Regions from separate parts of the Homo sapiens genome. Here all the other regions are linked to region 1. A link is an interaction called in ENCODE POLR2A ChIA-PET data of the cell type or tissue named here. Cell type or tissue: MCF 10A. All regions are shown on one strand.

Region 1 (2,500 bases):
GTAATTTGCAACGTGCTGTTTGTACTTCTGCCATGCTACCCTGTTTCCCACGCAGGGACTCAATCTGCTATATCCAAAAAGATGCTTTGAGTCTGCAGAGGAAGCCCTTCAATGGGCACAGGTGCACAAGTGGTAAGAAGCTGGCCTCCCCAGTGCACGCTACACCTGGAATCTCTTTCCCAGAACAGGCCAGAGAACAAGCGGCCAGTCCTAGGGCCCGGTGGCAGGTGTCAGGAGGTTCCAGCATCTGCATCCCCAGCTCCAGCATTGCCCGTTAGAGAAACATGAGTATCTCTCCTGGCTCAACATATGTACAGACCTTGACTCTGGCCCATGGTGTGCAGTGCCTTCCTGTGCAGGCCCCACTCCCCCACTCAGGCCTTCCTCTTACTTTCCCGTGATCTGGGCAGCCCCATCTTCTCACACTTTTCCCTCTTGCCTCTATAGCCAGGGGTCCCCCCAGAAGCTGTTTCGGACAGCATCTATCACATCTATCACTGACTTCCCTGTCTAAGAGAAGGCCAGCAGACAGAACCTTCCACAAGGCTGAAGTGCTTTCCTCATACACTCTGCAGCCAAGTAAACAAACCTATTACTTTTGTTACCTGAACCATAGAAACAAGAGGCTAATTCCATGTCTCCTTATGGCCTGCCCCCTGTGAAACATGCAGGTGGATGTTTTGCTTCCCTCAATATGCCAAAAATAATAATTAATAAGCTCATTGAAGTGCAGCTGCCGTGGTAGGTCAGATTTCAGTCTCATAATGGCAGTGCCTCACACCACACCTCTAATTAGTATGCAGCCATGGTAAAAACAGAGTCCCACTTCTTTTTCTGGAAGAAGGAAATTTTCTGTTTAGGTTGATGTTTCTAAATCTGTCACCAGCCAGCTTCTTCCCAACTCCATGTTTATAGTATCTTTCTATACTCAAAGGAGTTTATAGATAAGGCACAAAAAGACAGCACTCAGATTTCACCCACGGGAGTAGTTGCCATCTGCCGATGGGTCCTTCCTAACTCTGTGAGGCTATAGAGGCCTCCAGAAGCCCACATGAGAATGTGCACGATGGGCTTCAGGAGGAGAGGCTGGTGGAGGAGGGAGTTGAGGTCCCCCCATGAGATCCTCAGAGAGATGCCTGGCACAGCCCAGGATCACAAACACCTGAGTGTTTCCCTATTGCTCATCCATTCTGCCCCTGACAAGTCCTTGAGTCATCTGCACTCACCCAGCAACACCCAGACCTCACCACTCTGCGGGCAGAGGGAAGGGAGGGAGGACAGGCACACATGTGCTCAGCTGAAAGTCTCTTCTACCTTACTCACCAGTCCCTCACTGGCCCTGGACTCTCTTCTGATGGTAAAAGAAGTATACTCAACCAGGGTGAAACTAGCAATACCAACTATCAGAAAAATCACCTTCCCAATTCTACAAGGGGAGCAGTGCATCTGCTTGGAGAGTTGCTAGTCAGAATATTGGACTATTTTGCTTAAGCTACTGCTCCCTTAAAGGATCATTTCTAGGCAACTCTCCCATGTAAACCTGAGATGAAACCACAGGTTCACTCTATAACTAGTAGTCCTAGTTAGCTGTTATGGACGGTATAACTAGGCAATTTGTATTGGTTATCCTAACACAGGGAACATCCTTTTGTTTCTAGGGCATAATAAATGGAGGTCCAAATGCTCATGCCCAGCTCCTAAAGATGATAGTAACAAAGAGGTAGCATTTTGGTGTTCAGACAAGCACTTTCTAGAACATTTGCTTACATTATTGCCTTCCCAGAACCCTCGACCCCATGTCATCTGCCCCAAGTCCAGACGTTCCCTGTGAATATCTCCTCCCTGCTCTGCCTTTGAGGATCAGAAGTTTCCAGAGATGGACACACAGTCTGAACTAGAGAATCAGCTGCTGCACCACAGAAAGATGTCTGGGCTGCAGTCGTTCCCTGCAACCCACTGCCAACACTCCTACTCCTACTTCATGCCCCACAATCTCGCAGTTAGGACAGGCACACCTCTGCAGCTCTCACCTGCCAGCCCTCTCCGGCACAACTTGTTTACCAGCTAACATCCAGCGAGTAGGCAGGTCAGTAGCAGAACTGCCCCAGGCTCCTTCGTCTCCTGGGCTCCATTCTAGGGCTGCTGAATCAAGCTAGCAGGGGCTTAAGCCCAACAGTCCTTTCATTTCTTTGTGCTTCTTCAATAGTTCTGATGCTTGCACTCCTTTAGGTGAGTGGTTCCCAACATTTTTGGCACCAGGGACCACTTCCGTGGAAGACAGTTTTTCCACAGATAGTGGTGGGGGGATGGTTTCGGGATGAAACTGTTCCACCTCAGATCATCAGACATTAGCTTCTCATAAGGAGTGTGCAGCCTAGACCCCTCACATGTGCAGTTCACAATAGGGTTTGCGCTTCTGTGAGAATCTAATGTCTCAGCTGATCTGATGGAAGCTCAGGTGGTAATGCTTCCTCACCCACCGCTCACCTCCTGCTGTGCG
Region 2 (2,500 bases), 57 kb after region 1:
ATCACCTTAATATCTGGTCCTTCTCCTGGATTTCCTACCTTAGTCATGGAACTACCATCTTTTCAGTCATCCTGGCTAGAAATCTTGCTGCCTTTGAACTTTCCTAATATATTTTTATAGACAGTAACTTGGGAAAAAAATGTATAGAAGACTTCAAAAGAGTCGCATGCTTGCTTCAAAGACAGTGAGGTAGGGAGAAACTGGGAATTGACTCCAAATTCATACGTGGTCTGGAGAGAGAGGCATCCATTGAGAAAGCGTGCTAGTGGTCACTAAATCAGTAGATTGCAAGTCCCATTGACAATGCCTCAGATATGTTTTTCTTTTTGTCTCTTCCTTGCTGGCTACACTGCTCTAGTTCAATACCTTGTATCTTTTGTTCTGGATTACTGTAAGAGCCTCCTAAATATAAGGCCGTGGACTTGGTTTTCAAAATCTACCTACACAAGTCAGGACAAGAGACAGGTGAGCAAGCAGTAGAACACAGCAACTGGTGAAGGGAGTGGAAAGGAGGTTAGCTGACAATCAGAGAAACATAGGCAACAGGGTGAAGTGGACCTCAGCAAAGTTAGTGCCATCTTGGGTCACACTGTAACACCTCGAATAAGAGAGCTTATAGGACCTCTCTAATTTGAGGGGGTCACAGAGTTGGAATATTGCCTTCTGTTCTTGCAGCAACACACTAAAAGAAATAGAGACAAAATGGAGCTTATTTGAGAGTGTGATCAGGATAGTGAAAAGGCCCAAAGTTATTTTTTCATGTGGAATTGTTGACTAACTGTTGATATTTAACTTGAAAAAGATAAAAGAGGGCTAGTTGTCTTCATATATGTAAAGTACTATCTTGTGGAAATTACTGAAGAACTTTATAGATGTCAGAGCTGTCCTGAGCTGGAATGCATTCAACAAATATTGATTGTATGCCTGCAGTGCTAGGCACTGGGGATACATGACAGGTAAGTCAGTCTCTGCCATCATGGAACTTGAGTTCTAGTATGACAGACAATCAGCAAATACACATAAATAAATGGGCAATATAACTTCAGACAGTGATGGGATGGGCTGCCATAGGAGACAATAATGCATGTGATGTTAGAACTATTTGAGCCTAGTTTTGATGATGACTTGGCAGAGCTCTAGGCATTGGACGTGTTACTAAATTAGATGACCTTTGGGGATCTTCAATTCCGAGATTTTATGACTTTGCCTTTCTACTATCGCCTACCAAATTAGGACTCCCTCTCATACACCCTAAGGCTTAGAAACGCCAAACTCCTTGCTAATCCAGGAACAAACCCTGCACTGAGGTTAGTGAGTCAATAGCGACTCAGTGTGAGTATTTGCCCATGTGGTTCCCTTGCCTGGAATGTCTTTCTCTCACTTCTCCGCCTCTCAAAATCCTACTTGTCCATAAAGGCTCAACTCCAAAATAAACTTTTTAATCAAGCCTCCTGTGTAACACCAACACATACTGCTTCACCCTCTGGGCCAGGTGGCACTTAGCTTGTAGCACTATTAAAGCATGTACTGTGTTTTACTTGTATTGGAATTCATTATTTCTTATTCTATTTCCCTACTAGCTTCTGATTTTCTTCGGGGCAGGGACCACATCTTTCTCTTTTTATAATCTCCCCTAGTGCAAGTCTTCTAGCACAGGGCTTTGCACCAAGAAGATATTCAACAAATAAATTAATGTCACACCAGGCAATAAGTTACTTATTATTTGGACTGAATTAGACATGACCACTGCTGAAGTGAGAAAGATAATAACCTATTGGTATAATTAAGAACTTTCTCTCCAAACTTCTGCTGTATCCCTCTCTACTTAACTAGGTGTGTGTGACCCCGGGGCAAGTTGCCTAACATCTTCATGCCTCAGTTCCTTCATTTGTACAATAGCAATCATATTGACTTCATAGTGCCTACTTATGAAGCACCTTTCTCATAAGGCTGTTTCAAGGATTAAGTGTAATAATCCATGTCAAGTGCCTAGGACAGTACCTACCACATAATTAGTCTTCACTAAATATTATTATTAATCTTAGGCTTTGCTGCCCTCCCATAGCTTTATGGTTTGAAAGTATGGCTTAAGGGTAAGAAAAATAAAACATTTTGAACAGAAATAACAAGAGAAGGCAAATGATTGACCTTATATTAGGTATATTTTCTTTCTTTCTTTCTTTCTTTTTTTTTTTGAGATGGAGTCTCACTGTCACCCAGGCTGGAGTGCAGTGGTGCGATCTCCGCTCACTGCAACCTCTGCCTTCTGGGTTCAAGCGATTCTCCTGCCTCAGCCTCCCGAGTAGCTGGGACCACAGGTGCTCGCCACCACGCCCAGCTAATTTTTTGTATTTTTAATAGAGATGGAGTTTCACCGTGTTAGCCAGGATGGTCTCAATCTCCTGACCTTGTGATCCGCCCACCTCCGCTTCCCGAAGTGCTGGGATTACAGGCGTGAGCCACCGCGCCTGGCAACATTAGGTACATTTTCTGTCATCCT
Region 3 (2,500 bases), 67 kb after region 1:
GTGGGACACAGCCAAACCTCACTTGATGCAAGTTTGGCTGTGTCCCCATCCAAATCACTTGCTGATATGGTTTGGCCGTGTCCCCACCCACATCTCAACTCGAATTGTAGCTCCCAGAATTCCCACATGTAGTGGGAGGGACCTGGGGGGAGGTAATTGAATCATGGGGGCAGGTTTTTCCCATGCTGTTCTTGTGATAGTGAATAAGTCTCATGAGATGTGATGGTTTTATAAAGAGGAGTTCCCTTGCACATGCCCTCTTGCCTGCAGCCATGTAAGATGTCCTCTTCCTTTGCCCTCCACAGTGATTGTGAGGCCTCCCCAGCCATGTGGAACTGTGAGTCCATTAAACCTTTTTCCTTTACAAATTACCCAGTCTCGAGTATATCGTTATTAGCAGCATGAAAAGGAACTACTACAGCAAGGTTCAGGTTCTTAAAATAGCATTTTAAGTGGAAATTACATACTTTCAAAATTACCCTTTACAAGACCTTAAATATCAATAAATTTAGTCAGGCCAGTTTTTCCTCCAGTATTGGAATGTATCACTCTTTCTTTGGTTGAGCACCAGATGAAGAATTGTATTTGACTTGCATATATGGGTTGTGTTGTTAAAAAAAAAAAAGCCCTGAACTGTTTTTAAAAACTACCAATACTTTCATTTTCGTGAAATGGTAACACAAATAAGAACCTTGCGGAAATGGGGACCACCAAGTGAGGAAACAGCAGATGGACCTCCCATTCTCATATTCTATATGAGCTATTGATTACATTAACTCTATATGAGCTATCTGATTACATTAATAATGAACTAATTAGGAATAGTTTCGCAATCCGTATTTCATTGGCTCCTGTCTTTGCTTGCTGATGCCGAACTTCAGCTCCTTGCAAAATCCTCTGCCCATAATTTCTAAGAGCCCCTACACAGTGTTTTACATGGGCTCAAGAATAAGGCATATCTGCGGCCACGTGGATATCTGCTGCTGAGTTTTCTTGAACACTTCTAGTACTCATCAGTGAGCCAGCCCCATTAAGCCAGGTCATTACCATGTGCTGCTGGACATCTTCATGACCTCCGTTGTGGCCCTCAAAGAATCAAAATGCTTGTTTCCTGGAATCTCCAATACTGCAAAATCGTGCCATCATTTTCTGCACAAGTGGCAACAAGCTGTAACCCCTCATCTTTTGATTATGTTGTGTGATGTAGTAATGATTTTAGTGCACTCCTATTTCTGCTCTTGGTACTTTCCTAGTGGACTCCACGAGGCTGTATTGGAATATGAATCTTCAAGATAGGTAAGGTGTCATTCCCTCAATCCAAGGATTAACAGCTGGCATGGCATGGGCACTGACCAACTGGAACACTGGCTGGTGCACTGTAGCTGTGCAAATTGACTGAAAAGCAGTCTGGCCAACCCCCACCTCTCTGTCATCCACACTTCTTGGCAGTCTTTCCACCAAAACCCTTATGTAAATCACCTCTTGGCAGCCTGAAACTACCAATTTGCCAGATATGCCATGACATGTTTGAAGCCTGGTGGTGAACGGAGACTTGCCCCAAGCTGTGATTCTATTTGAATGCATCTAATTAAGAAATTTTGATACTCAAATTATATTGTAGAACCGATAATAGGAAAAAAATTAATGTAAGAAAAAATTCAGAAAACTAAAAAATTAATAAAACAACTTTTTTGGGGGGAGTATTTTCTCAGAGTGCTTGTCCATATGCAGATATTTTATAAAGTTGTAATTTTGATGGTTATAATTGTTTCGCTTTTTCAATTACAATCACACTACTCATTTTGCCAACATTTACTGAGTTCCCACGATGTGCACAGCATTGACTGAGATCAAGAGAAATGCCTTACACCTCCATGTAATTCTATTTATACTGGAAGAAAGTTAGATAATGAAGGCAAAGCATGTGCGTGTCCTCATTTGGCAACTCCCTGTTGATGAATTCTTTTTTTCCCACTAGATGGTTTCTCTGGTGCTTAGAAGTACTTCACTTTAACTCCTCTCATGCCAGATTAAAAGCTTAACCTCCATAGGATAGTTTGCTTCCTCAGAGTTCCAGCTGATATGGCTGTGTAAGATATTTGTTTTTAATTCTAAAAGGGTCCAAGAGCCTTTGGCCTTGGAAATATTTTTAAAATGCAGTTGAATAAACCAGTTAGGTTTTAAAGCATATACAGCAGTTTTCTCAATTTGTTGCAAGCAAATGTTTCCCACCATATGTGGCACAGACCTGGGCACACAGTAGACAACAAGCACTTCCTGGTGGAATTAGGATATTCGTGTCTTTTCATGTGTTGTCCAACACAGGCCAGCAAAATTTATGAAATTCTATATAATCATATTTAAAGTCCTTAAGGATAAAAAGTACAATTGGAACACTTTTGATAAGAAGACTAAAAATGAAAACTGTATTCAAATTGTCAAGAAGTGGTTAGAGAAAGTAGAAGTGTACTCAACTGTCTCGGACATGTTGAGTCCTCAA

Evidence for each region. ChIA-PET counts read pairs that join two places held together with the same protein. Peaks named below come from ENCODE experiments on the same cell type or tissue, not always from the same donor. Only the 100,000 strongest peaks of a DNase experiment are listed, where the experiment ranks them.
Region 2: POLR2A ChIA-PET joins it to region 1 with 18 read pairs; 2 of 35 experiments call an interaction of 5 or more read pairs at or near these places.
Region 3: POLR2A ChIA-PET joins it to region 1 with 16 read pairs; 21 of 35 experiments call an interaction of 5 or more read pairs at or near these places.

The regions. Positions count from the first base shown.
Region 1 is chr3:120,169,147-120,171,646 of GRCh38, reverse strand. All of the region lies in intron 9 of GPR156 (G protein-coupled receptor 156), which reads left to right. All of the region lies in intron 1 of LOC105374065 (a long non-coding RNA gene), which reads right to left. Among named protein-coding and RNA genes, the nearest start is that of GSK3B-DT, 75 kb to the right of the region's middle. RefSeq lists a silencer at 1,094-1,318. In MCF 10A, no CTCF peak of the experiment used is centred here; a DNase peak (open chromatin) is centred at 1,246.
Region 2 is chr3:120,112,541-120,115,040 of GRCh38, reverse strand. No RefSeq gene overlaps it. Among named protein-coding and RNA genes, the nearest start is that of GSK3B-DT, 19 kb to the right of the region's middle. In MCF 10A, no CTCF peak of the experiment used is centred here; a DNase peak (open chromatin) is centred at 1,300.
Region 3 is chr3:120,101,818-120,104,317 of GRCh38, reverse strand. All of the region lies in intron 1 of GSK3B-DT (GSK3B divergent transcript), which reads right to left. Among named protein-coding and RNA genes, the nearest start is that of GSK3B-DT, 8.0 kb to the right of the region's middle. In MCF 10A, no CTCF peak of the experiment used is centred here; a DNase peak (open chromatin) is centred at 1,467.